2 separate regions of the Homo sapiens genome follow, and region 1 is linked to region 2. The links are chromatin contacts, found by Hi-C or POLR2A ChIA-PET in ENCODE. All regions are on one chromosome and are shown on one strand. The core of a region is the stretch at or near the end of the contact, and the rest is flanking DNA. Distances in the headings are between cores, read along the strand shown.

Evidence for each region. A loop is a pair of places that touch in the nucleus more often than their neighbours do. ChIA-PET counts read pairs that join two places held with the same protein, here RNA polymerase II (POLR2A). Pooled maps may share reads with other maps.
Region 1: a pooled map shows a loop between it and region 2 (16-fold over the local background). The contact joins the promoter of POLR3E here to the promoter of SMG1 in region 2. A Hi-C loop is called at or near these places in 5 of 50 pooled maps. POLR2A ChIA-PET finds 5 or more read pairs at or near these places in 2 of 52 experiments (Caco-2 and Panc1).

Annotation. Positions count from the first base shown.
Region 1 is chr16:22,292,895-22,299,102 of GRCh38, forward strand. POLR3E (RNA polymerase III subunit E) reads left to right here and starts at 4,515. Exons shown (of 21, transcript NM_018119.4): 1 at 4,515-4,643. TRL-AAG2-4 (tRNA-Leu (anticodon AAG) 2-4) reads left to right here and starts at 4,246; the gene lies at 4,246-4,327. RefSeq lists silencers at 4,136-4,585, 5,596-5,735 and enhancers at 4,259-4,803, 5,246-5,385.
Region 2 is chr16:18,924,492-18,930,194 of GRCh38, forward strand. It overlaps SMG1 (SMG1 nonsense mediated mRNA decay associated PI3K related kinase), which reads right to left and starts at 1,917. Exons shown (of 63, transcript NM_015092.5): 1 at 1,459-1,917. The coding sequence starts at 1,550. SMG1-DT (SMG1 divergent transcript) reads left to right here and starts at 1,696. Exons shown (of 2, transcript XR_001752094.2): 1 at 1,696-1,783. RefSeq lists silencers at 1,139-1,728, 1,759-2,098 and enhancers at 1,784-2,396, 2,397-3,010.

The DNA of each region.
Region 1 (6,208 bases), core at 3,265-5,764, 3.4 Mb after region 2:
ACGCAACACGGTCAAATTAACAAATCGGGCCGGGTGCGGGGGCTCACGCCTGTAATCCTAACACTTTGGGAAGCTGAGGTGGGCAGATCACTTGAGGTCAGGAGTTCGAAACCAGCCTAGCCAACATGGTGAAGCCCCATCTCTAATAAAAACACAAAAAAATTAGCCCGGCATGGTGGCGTGCATCTGTAATCCCAACTACCTGGGAGGCTGAGGCAGGATAATTGTTTGAACTTGGGAGGCAGAGGTTGCAGTGAGCCGAGATCACGCCAGTGCACTCCAGCCTAGGCAATGGATCGAGACTCTGTCTCAAAACAAACAAACAAACAAAAAAAAAACAAAATCAGTAACTCACGGAGTCTCAGTTCACATTCTCAAGAGAGAATTTGATTGGTCCAACCTGAATCCTACGTCCACTGAAGAACGGTAGAACCCACTAGCCATGGCTGTGGGGGTGGGGCGTGCAGCACAAAGGTGGCTGCCAGGGACCCACTCTCTGGCTGGTCAGGCAGTTCCTAGAAAAATCAGACTGGGCAAAGATGCCAGCAATTATCCTTGACTGTGAGGATATTTCCTTTTGGAAAATCCAGTACCCAACTCACAAACAAAGTCCTTCCTGGTACTAAAATACCATGACAAACACTCCTATTGACTTAAAGGGGTTATTCCTCATTCAGCTTTGAACTCCCCACAATGCCTACCCTTTGTCTTCAATCCATGGCTGCTTCTGTATTTTTTTTTAATGTCTTGAAGAGCAACAAACTTTTCTAGCACAAGAAAATCTTTGCATATCATTACATATGTTAAAGGTAGATGGATGGCCAGGTGTGGTGGCTCACTCCTGTAATTCTAGCACTTTGGGAGGCTGAGGTGGGAGGATAGCTTGAGATCAGCCTAAGCAGCAAAGCAAGACCCCGTCTCTACAAAAATACAAAAGTTAGCCCAGTGTGGTGGCGCGTGGCTCTAGTCCCAGCTACTTGGGAGGCTGAGATGGGAGGATCATTTGAGCCCAGGATGTCAAGGCTGCAGTGAGCTGTGATCATACCACTGTACTCCAGCCTGGGCAACAAAGCAAGACCCCGTCTCTCTAAAAAAAAAAAAAAAAAAGGTGGTGGATGGAGGGGGAGAAAAGCCAGGCTAAGGAGGGATTGAAGAGGAAAGACATAAAATGCCCAAATGTTAGGGGTGTGTACCAACTGGATATTAGCCAGAAACTTGAATCATGGCCCTGAAAAGTCTAATACCAGTCAATGCAAAATGAGAATTCTACTTATAAAAGTGTGATTTATATAGTTTTTGATGTGTCTAAAGCATCACCAGCGTTCGTAGAGTTCCTGCCTAATTCCCCCATTCAGTCACCTTAAGCATTGACTCCACTCCCTGTGTTGAACAGAACTAATGGAGAAAGTAATCCACGTAAATGACAGAGGGAAAGAGAAACGATAGAGAATGATAGAGGACAAAACCTTAGATATGAGGGATATTTGAGATTTCTTACGCCAATAAATGTGAAAAATCAAGTAATGGGGCTTTGTTTTCCCAGAAAACGACAACTTGCCAAAGTTGACTCAGGAAGAAATAGAAAAAAAAAAAAAGTCATCAAAAGTCATATAATTTGGCAAAATGGAAAAATATATGCATATCTATATCTATATAGAGAGGGTCTCACTCTCTCACCCAGGCTGGAGTGCAGCACCTGAATCTCGGCTCACTGCAGACTTGACCTCCCTGGCTCAAAGGATCTTCCCACCTCGGCCTCCCAAGTAGCTGAGACTACAGGCACATGCCACCATGCCCGGCTAATTTCTTTTCTTTTGTTTTTTGGTAGAGACAAGGTTTCTCGATGTTGCTTAGGCTGGTCTTGAACTCCTGGCGTCAAGCAATCCTGCCACCTCAGTCTCCCAAAGTGCTAGGATTATAGGAGTGAGCCACTGAGACCAGCCTATTATTAATATTATTATTATATAATACTAGGGAAAGTATAAATATAGACCAGCAATTTCATTTCTAGTGTATACCCTAGAGAAATGTCCATACGTAAGACAAGGAGCCATGTGCAAGGATACTTCCTGCCATATTGTGTGTAATGACAAAAATTTAGTAACAACTTAAAAGTTGTACATGGCATGGAATGAATGAATTAGATCTATAGGCATCATAACAGACCTCAAAAACATAATGTTGGGCCTGGCACAGTCTCTCATGCCTGTAATCTTGGCTACTTGGGAAGCTGAGGTGGGAGGATGGCTTGAGCCCGGGAGGTCTAGGCTACAGTAAGCTATGATTGCACCACTGTACTCTAGCCTGGGTGACAGAGCAACACTCTCTTAAAATAATAATAATAATAATACTGTTGAAATGAGAAAAGCAAGTTTTAGGATATCAGTACAATGTGCTAACATTTATATAAGTGAAAAACATACAGATAACCATTTTAGATATTATTCATAAATTTTATAGTAAAAATGTAAGAAATTATTGGAAAGATACACATCAAATTCATGACAGTTATAGACAGGGGAGAATGGGAGGGGGACTTATTTCTATTTGCAATGGTCTAATAATTTCTATTTGTAATAGTGTGATCTATTTTTTATTTATTTATTTATTTATTTATTTATTTATTTATTTATTTATTTGAGACCGAGTTTCTCACTGTCGCCCAGGCTAGAGTGCAGTGGTGGGATCTCGGCTCGCTGCAACCTCCGCCTCCCGGGTTCAAGCAACTCTCCCGCCTCAGCCTCCCGAGTAGCTGGGATTACAGGCATGTGCCACCACGCCAGGCTAATTTTTGTATTTTTAGTAGAGACGCTTGAACCCAGGAGGCAGAGATTGCAGTGAGCGGAGATCGCACCACTGCACTCCAGCCTAGACAGCAAGAGCGAGACTCCACATCAAAAAAAAAAAAAAAAAAAAAAAAAAAAAAGAAAAGAAAAAAGAAAAGGAAAAAAATGCCACAATACTAAGTCATTAATTTAATGCCAGGTGGTGGCACTATGGATGATAATTTTTTTCTTTGTAATTTTTGTGCATTTTTGTTTTTAATATCTTTGCATATCCACACGGATAGGTATTTTAAAATACAGTCTGGTGAAAAATAACAGCCAATTGCAGATCTATATGAATAATGTGACAATATTTGTGTTCAAATCCATACACAATAAAAACAAAGCTATCTTCTATGGCTATATCTATATATATCCATATAGATATAAACATATAAATTCACAGCAAAAGATCTAGAAAGATATATAGTGTTTTAGTCCATTTTCTGTTGCTTATAACAGAATACCTGAAACTGGGTAATTTGTAAAGAAAAGGAAGTTATTTCTTACAGTTATGGAGTCTGAGAAGTCCAAGGTCAAGAGTGTGCATCTGGTGAGGGCCTTCTTGCTGGTGGGGGACACCTGCAGAGTTCCCAGGCAGTACAAGCCATCATATGGAGGGGGTGCTGAGCTGCTCCCTTGCTAGCTAAGGTCTCTCTCCCTCTTCTTATAAAGCCATCAGTCCCCCTCCCAAGATAACCCATTAATCCATTAACCCATTAATCCATGAATCCATGAAGAGATTAATCCATTCATAAGGGCTCCACCCTCATGATCTAATCACCTCTTAAAGGGCCCACCACACAATACTGCCACATTGGGGATTAAATTTCCAACACATGAAATTTGGGGGACACATTCAAACCATAGTTCATATTAAACAGATAATAATGGTTAGTTACCTCGGCGGAGGGGCCTAGGATGCGAGTCAAGGTCAAAGAGCATTTGTACCTTATCTGCAAAGTTTAAATATTTTGCAATAATTCGCGTGTTATTTGTGTAAGTAAAAATTTAAACATAATTTTTCAGAGACAACTGCCCAGACCAGCTCCAGGGTTTGGCCGTCAGATCCCCTGGTGCATGTTTCTGATCAGATCAATTTCTTCTCCCGGAGACACCCAATCCGGGTCGTATGGATTACCTGTGGGTTAACCAGGGGTCTCCGGGTTAACCATCCAACTCAGAGTAAAGTTTCTAAAAATGCGTTTTGCTCTAATACCTATTCGGAACCAACCTGGGTCTAAAGACTGGAGCAAGTGTTTATTTTCCAAAACACGGCTTTTTAAAATAATTCTATAGGGATCACCTTGAACACACGTTAAGCAAAAAAAAAACCTCAGCGAAAACGCCTCGCAATGTCCAGATTAAATGCAAAAGCAAAAGCATTAAGTAGCTTTCTGGCATAAACATATTGCAGCTGGGTAGCGTGGCCGAGCGGTCTAAGGCGCTGGATTAAGGCTCCAGTCTCTTCGGGGGCGTGGGTTCGAATCCCACCGCTGCCAGGGTTGCTGTCTTTTTGTCCCCGCTGCATACACTCCTGGCTCAGTTTTGCGCGTGCCATCAGCGCCCCCTGCTGCAGGGCGGGGCTCACGGCCTGCATGAATGGCGCGGCGGAGGGGGCGGAGCCGCGTGCACCGGGGCGGGGCATTGTGGGTAAGAGGAAACGCTGGGGCCGGCCCGCTCCCCCCCACGTGTCCGCCGGAGTTTCTCCACCAGCAACATGGCCGCCGCCTGAGAGGAGAGCCGGGCCGCCGCCGTCTCTGCAGCCCGCGGGTAACTGGGCCGTTGCCGCCGTCCGCGCTCGGCCCCCGCGGAGAGGTGAGTCCCGTCTTGGCAGTGCCCGAGCTGGGGCTTGAGCCGGACCGCACTCACGACGTGGGCCTGGGCTAGATTCCCGAGTAGGCCAAGGAGGCCCGCGCCGCGCTGTGCCTAGCAGCTGGAGGCCTCTCGGGACTCGGGCGGGGAGGAGGGGCAGCCGGCTCCAGGCCGACCCCGGACTCTGACTTCCTTGACCTGACACCTGGGAGTTGGGGAGGCCGCGGCCGACGCTGGCGGCGGTGACTCAGGGTCCAGCCGACCTGCCCTATCCGGGCCTGGGAGGCCTCCTACGGAAGAAACACCTGTCCGCGCGTCGGGTGTAGTGGCGGCTCGCGGCAGGGACTGCGTGGTGGGCGTGAGAAGGGGGGCCTGACCACCCGCGAGGGAGCAGAAACCCATTGGACAGCGAGGCTCGGGATCGGCGGCCCGCCCCGATGGGCAGGGAGGGCACCTGCGCCTGCCGGAGCCCCCACTTCGCAGCTGAACCGGATTAGCCTCTGCCCGGCGAGGCCAGGGATTCCTCATTCATTTATTCAGGCAACCATTCAGTGTTTACCGAGCCAACTCTGTGTTCCGGATACAGCCCTGACCATTCGGTCCGAGGAGGTGTCAGTAAACAAACAAGGTCGTTCCTTTGGGTTAGCTTTAGAATTCCTTGGGCTTGGAGGCGGAAAGAAGAGATCTTAGCGATCTCCACAGTTTCCTCATCTGTGAAATAGAGATAATAGAAATTCCTACCTCATAGGGTTGTGGTGACGGCTCAGTAGAAACCGGGTGACGCTCCTGCTTGCAGCGTTTGACTTGTGGCTTAGCGTCATTACCCGCTTACGTTGGCAGAAAACATGTTGTCAAGTAATAACAAACCTTCCCAGAGGTTACGTTTATTAGCGTCCTGTCCTTACTCCTTCCCCGCAGGGGTCTGGAGGTCGGTACTTAGTTTCCCTACTTTAGGGATGAAAATAGGGAGGAATACCAAACCCAGACAACTCAGGTGGGTCACAGATGCCAAGCAGCTGTGGTGGGATTTGAACCTGCACAGTTTTGTTCTCGGGTCCAAGCTCTTACCCACTTAACCATACTGCCGTTTATCAGAAAACCGTGCAGTATAGTGGTTAAGAATAAGAATAAGGATCTTTGACATAGCGAGACCCAAGTTTCTGTCCTCATTCCACCTTGGATGAGTTGCTTATATCTGAACCTCAGTCTCGTCATTTCCAAATTGAAGATGATAAATCTCTATTGATAGGGCTAATGAGAAGATTAAATATAAAGTATTCTTTGTACTATATTGAGTGTCAACTTCGTGCCAGGCACTGTTCTAGGTATTGAGAGAACCAGCACTGGATTTTTTTTTTAAAGTAATGCTCCCCATAACAGCTTTGATGAAGTAAAGTATGATTGTCTGCATTTCATAGTTGAGGAAACTGAAGCACTGAGAAGCCTTCATGGAGCTTACGTTCTATTGCAGAAGACAAACAACACCTGAGCAAATAGACCAGGTAGTTCCAGATTAAGATGAGACCCACCAAGGAAAGAAAACAGAGATGTGGTAGGGCCTGGGAGGA
Region 2 (5,703 bases), core at 667-3,166:
TACCACCTAATTTGTTAGATGCCAGAAAATCAAATTTCACACATTTCAATAAAAAGGCAAAACTAAGCATGTCAATCATAGAAAAAAATACTTAATCAACTAATTTTATTTAAAGCACTCACAAACTCTTAAGTGGTACAAGACAAGTCAACGCTGTTTATCGAACAATATTTTTTTTTTTACGACTAAACATCTCAATTCTAGACTCAGGCACTAATTATTAAAGTCATCTAGTTATATACACCAATTCTCAACAGACACAGTATTTGGAAAGGCATATTAAATAGACTAAGATGTGTACCACCTATTAGCCAAAGATAATTTTATTGATTTTTCTAACGAGTCTTCAAATGTTACATTCTAACATCTTAGCAAATTATTTCCAAATACTGCTGGAATTACATGTAACTATCAGGAAACAAAAGGGCTTCCCAACAACTTGCGCGTTCTACATTATTTGGCCAGTTTCTGGACAATTATAACAATTGTGCTCCAAAGTAGGAGAGTTCCATGAATCAATTACCCCTAAAATATATTTCTGTATATTTAAGGAGTTCTAAGCATTGGGTTAAATTCCAAACAGACTCTGAATACAAGCATTTATTAAGAGAGATTAGAATAAATCAGTCCTAAATTAGGCACAGCTGCCCTCCCATTGATCAAAAAGACAGGAAACTACATTTATTTAAAAAGTTAATGTTCCTAATATATTCAAATCTCACTAAGCCCCAAAACGGTCTGAGATCAAATCCTCCATAAATGAGGAAATTCTCTAGACTTCTAAGTGGGTGCCCAAAGAGTTCACTCAAGTGTCCAGGTATGAATTACGATTCACCAGAGTAACCGGCCTTGCACTTAGGGAAAACTTCCATCGCCCAAGACCAGCGTGGGTCGATCCCATCAACAGTCACACAATCTCATCTCATGCTCCACTAATGAATGTTCTGCCTAGAGTCAGAGCAATGCCTTAGCTGGAGTTTTGTTTTGTTTTTTTCAATATTAACACGTGGGGGTCACAGAAAGGAACAGAGGTTAGAAGAGCTCTCACGTGGCGGCTGAAAGAGTGGGGAACCGAGAAAGTGAATGAGTAACAGGGAGGGTCCTGGACTCTCAGCATCTCCCAACTCGGGGTCAGGGGGAGGCTGTAACTGGAATGCCCCCCACCCCCACCCCCGCCTCTTTCTCACCTCCTGGTCCCGACCCCAGGCCAGTGCCACCGCCGGGAGCCCCGGGTCTCGGCTCCAGCCCCGGGCTGAACAAGCAGGGAGGGGAGGCACTTAGGCCTCGCCTCCCCGCGGCCTTCCTCCCCCAGCCGGGGCGGAGGAGACCCAGGAAGCCGCGCCCGGCTCCGAGGGGTGGAGGGCCTAGGCCGCGCCTCCCAGCCCCGCGGCCCTAGGCCTCGGCCCGCCCGAGGCGGAGCCCGGGAGGTCGGGGCGGGGTCCCGGGCCGGTCACCCACCTGGGTTGCCAGTCATTCCAGCTCCGCGGATACTTGGTGCCGCCGCCGCCGCCGCCGCTGCTCAGCCGAGACCCCGGGGCTCTGCGGCTCATTACCTTCCCCGACACGACATGGCCAAGCGCCGCCGCCCAAAGAAGCGCGAGTCGCCGCCCGAACCGGCCGCCGCCGACACCCCGCTCCGGCCCGGGGCTGAGGAGGAAGCCGAGAAGGAGGAGGAGGAGGAGGAGGAGGAGAAGGAGGAGGCGGCGGAGGGCGGGGGAAGAGGACGGCCGTTCCGGGTTCCGCCTGAGCCCGCAGCGCAGGACGAGGAGGCGGGAGCGGCGCGGTGAGAGAGAGGCGGATGAAGGGGAGGCGACGTCTTTTCCAGGGCCGTGCGCGGCCCACGTCGCCGGGGCCCCGGAGGACGAGGACGACGAGGAGCAGGCGGTGGCGGCAGCTCCTCACGCTCACACGGCCACTGCTTCCCCGCCTCCCGGCTCCGCCCGCCGCGCCGCCGCTGTCGCACGGCATGCTGGGAGCGAGGGGCGGGGTTGGCGCCCGCCGGGCCTGGGGAGAGAGGCGGGTCCTGTCGGCGGGGCGGAGCCGAGAGAGGCGGGGTCGATAGCAGGCCGCCCCGCCCCCCACGTCCCCAGGCCCTTGGGCGGCGAAGAGGTCTGGGCGTAGCGGTGACGAATCCTAAGACAGGGGATCTCCACTACTGCGGCCACACACTTTTCTCCCAAACGCTTCCCGGAAAGCACCGGAGGGCCGGGCAGTCAGGTGTAAACAGGCGTCCAATCAAGGACCTGCGGTGTGGGTGGGGGCTGGTGCCCTGCGGTGCGCGCGCACACAGGCGTGCCCTTGGATTCACGTGCGCCAGTTTTCCCACTTTCTACGGGGTGGGGTGGAAAGTGAAAATAGTAAGATCGAGAGGTGGATATCCACCTTCCCAACCTCCACCTGAAATGTGCCCATCGAGTCCTGGCACCTTTTACCATTTCTTCACAATGAAAAAAACTAAACGATGGAAGGGAAGGGAGTACCCACGATCACCAAACCCTGTCCTCTGCAATGTGAAATGTGCTTTGAAGTCCTTTCACCCTGAGGCTTGCCCGCCTTCTGCTGGTGAAAGAAGCTGGGGGCTAGGCGCGGTGGATCACGCCTGTAATCCCAGCACTTTCGGAGGCCGAGGTGGGCGGATCGTCTGAGGTGAGGAGTTCCCGACCAGCCTAGCCAACATGGAGAAACCCCGCCTCTACTAAAAATACAAAAATTAGCCGGGCATGGTGGAGGGCGCCTGTAATCCCAGCTACTTGGGAGGCTGAGGCAGGGGAATCGCTTGAACCCAGCAGGCCGAGGTTGCAGTGAGCCGAGATCAGACCATTGCAGTCCAGCCTGGACAACAAGAGTGAAACTCTGTCTCAAAAAAATAAAAGAGAGAGAGAAAGGAGGGAGGGAAGAAAAAGGAAGGAAGGAAGGGAGGAAGGAAGGAAAGGAAAGGAAAGGAAAGGAAAAAAGAAAAGAAAGAGAGAAGGCCGGGCGTGGTGGATCACGTCTGTAATCCCAGCACTTTGGGAGGCCGAGGCGGGCGGATCACGAGGTCAGGAGATCGAGACCATCCTGGCTAACACGGTGAAACCCCGTCTCTACTAAAAATACAAAAAATTAGCCGGGCGTGGTGGCGGGTGCCTGTAGTCCCAGCTACTCCTGAGGCTGAGGCAGGAGAATGGCGTGAACCCGGGAAGCGGAGCTCACAGTGAGCAGAGATGGCTCCACTGCACTCCAGCGTGGGCGACAGAGCAAGACTCTGTCTCAAAAAGAAAAAAAAAACAAAGCAGCAGCTGGGTAGAGGAGACGTACCCGACCGTCTACCCCATGACGTGTCCCATGCCCCAGGGAAAAAAGTTCCCTAAAGCATCTGATGCATAACGTGAATGCACACACGTTTTTTAAAAGTTGGGCCAGGATGCTCCTTAAACGAGTGTCTAAACCGTATCTGCATAAGGAGTCATAACCTATCATTTTATGTTGCAAAGAAAACGTCTTTATATATCGCTTGTGCAAATAAATATTGTTACCAAAAGTACTTGAAGATTACGAGGAGTTGACCCCTTCACACACATGCATATCCCCTCCACCTTGGGCTCCTTGCTTATGGCCACCAATCCCTCACTAAGGGAGGATCCTGCCAGTTCTAAATGATGGGGACTACAAAAATTACAAAAATTAGCTGGCGTGGTAGCGCGTGCCTGTGGTCCCAGGAACTCAGGAGGGTGAGGCAGGAGGATGACTTGAGTCCAGCGGGTGGAGGCTGCAGTGACCTATGATCCCGCCACTGCACTCCAGCCTGGGCTGCGGAGGGTAGGGAGGGAGGGAGGGAGGAGAAGAAAAAGAAAAGGAGGGGCACCATGGATGGCTGACTCCTGTAATCCCAGCACTTTGGGAGGCCGAGGTGGGTGGATCATTTGAGGTCAGGAGACCAGCCTGACAAACATGGTGAAACCCCATCTCTACAAAAAAATACAAAAATTAGCCAGGCATGGTGGCGCACGCCTGTAGTCCCAGCTATTCGGGGAAGCTGAGGCATGAGGATTGCTTGAACCCGGGAGCCAGAGGTTGCAGTGAGCCGAGATCATGCCACTGAACTCCAGCCTGGGTGACAGAGCAAGACTGTCTCCAAAAAAAAAAAAATCATTTAGGTGAAGTGATTCATGCCTGTAATTCCAGTGATGGGAGGCTGAGACTGGAAGATCCTTGAGCCTGGGAGTTATAGGCCAGCCTGAGCAACATAGTGAGACCCCCATCTCTACAAAAATTATTAAAATTTTTTTTCAGACACAGTTTCACTCTTGTGGCCCAGGCTGGAGTGCAATGGTGCGATCTCAGCTCACTGCAACCTCTGCCTTCCAGGTTCAAGCGAGTCTCCTGCCTTAGCCTCCCAAGTAGCTAAGATTACAGGCACATGCCACCATGCCCGGCTAATTTTGTGTAAAAATTTAAAATTTTTTTACATTAGACAAGTTAGAAATTGCTTGAGCAACTGGACACAATCTCTGGTACTACCTTTCTTTTTCTTTTTAATTTTTTTATTTTATTTTTATTATTTTTTGAGATGGAGTCTCATTCTGTTGCCCAGGCTAGAGTGCAGTGGCACAGTCTCGGCTCACTGCAAGCTCTGCCTCCCGGGTTCAAGCCATTCTCCCGCCTCAGCCTCCCGAGTAGCTGGGATTACAGGCGCCCGCCACCAAGCCCGGCTAATTTTGTTTTTTATATTTTTAGTGGAGACGGGGTTTCACCGTGTTAGGCAGGATGGTCTCAATCTCCTGACCTCGTGATCCGCCCGCCTCGGCCTCCCAAAGTGATGGGATTACAGGCGTGAGCCACCGCGCCTGGCCCTCTTTTTCTTTATTGGTCAAAATATTATCCATCTAGGCATATGGATATGGAGGCATGCCTGTGATCCCAATTACTTGGGAGGCTGAGGTGGGAGAATCGCTTGAGCCCACGAGTTTCAGGCTGTGGTGAGCCATAATGGTGCCGCTGCACTCCAGCCTGGGCAACAGGATGAGACCATTTCTTAAGGGGACGGAAAAAATCACTCTGGCTGTGGCAGATTTCCTTAGGATAGATTCCGAGAAGTGGAGTTATTGGGGAAAAGGCTGTTAATGATTTTAAGTCTTTGGATACAGACTGTTAAGTTGCTTTCCAGAAGTTTCTGCCAATGATAGTCTGATACTTTCTGTGTCCTCACACCACCCTTTGTCAACACTGAGTGTTTTTGAGGGTTAATTATTTCTATGAGAGAAGTTAAAAAAAAAAAGACAACAGAGAAATTGCTTCAGGTGGGGCATGGTGGCTCACGCCTGTAATCCCAGCACTTTGGGAGGCTGAGATGAGAGAATCACTTAAGCCTAGGAGGTGGAGGTTGCAGTGAGCCTAGATCGTGCCACTACACTCCAGCCTGGGCAACAGAGTGAGACTCCATTTCAATAAAATTAATCAAATGAATCAAACGTGAGCAACTCTCATAACTTCCAACATTTTTTTCTTCTTCCTGTTGGTGGTTCTGCCTCTCTGGTTCCATTAGGATTTCCCTACTCCATTTCAGTCATGGGAGCCGAGTTTCTGTTCCTGAAACACACCAAGCCTTTCTGGCCTCTGGATTTTTGTACTTGCTGTTCCCGCCATCTGGAATGCCTTCCCTGCATTTGTTCCCATCAGGGTTGGGACTAGCAACGTGACAGGTGATGGAGTTGCTGAGGGTGC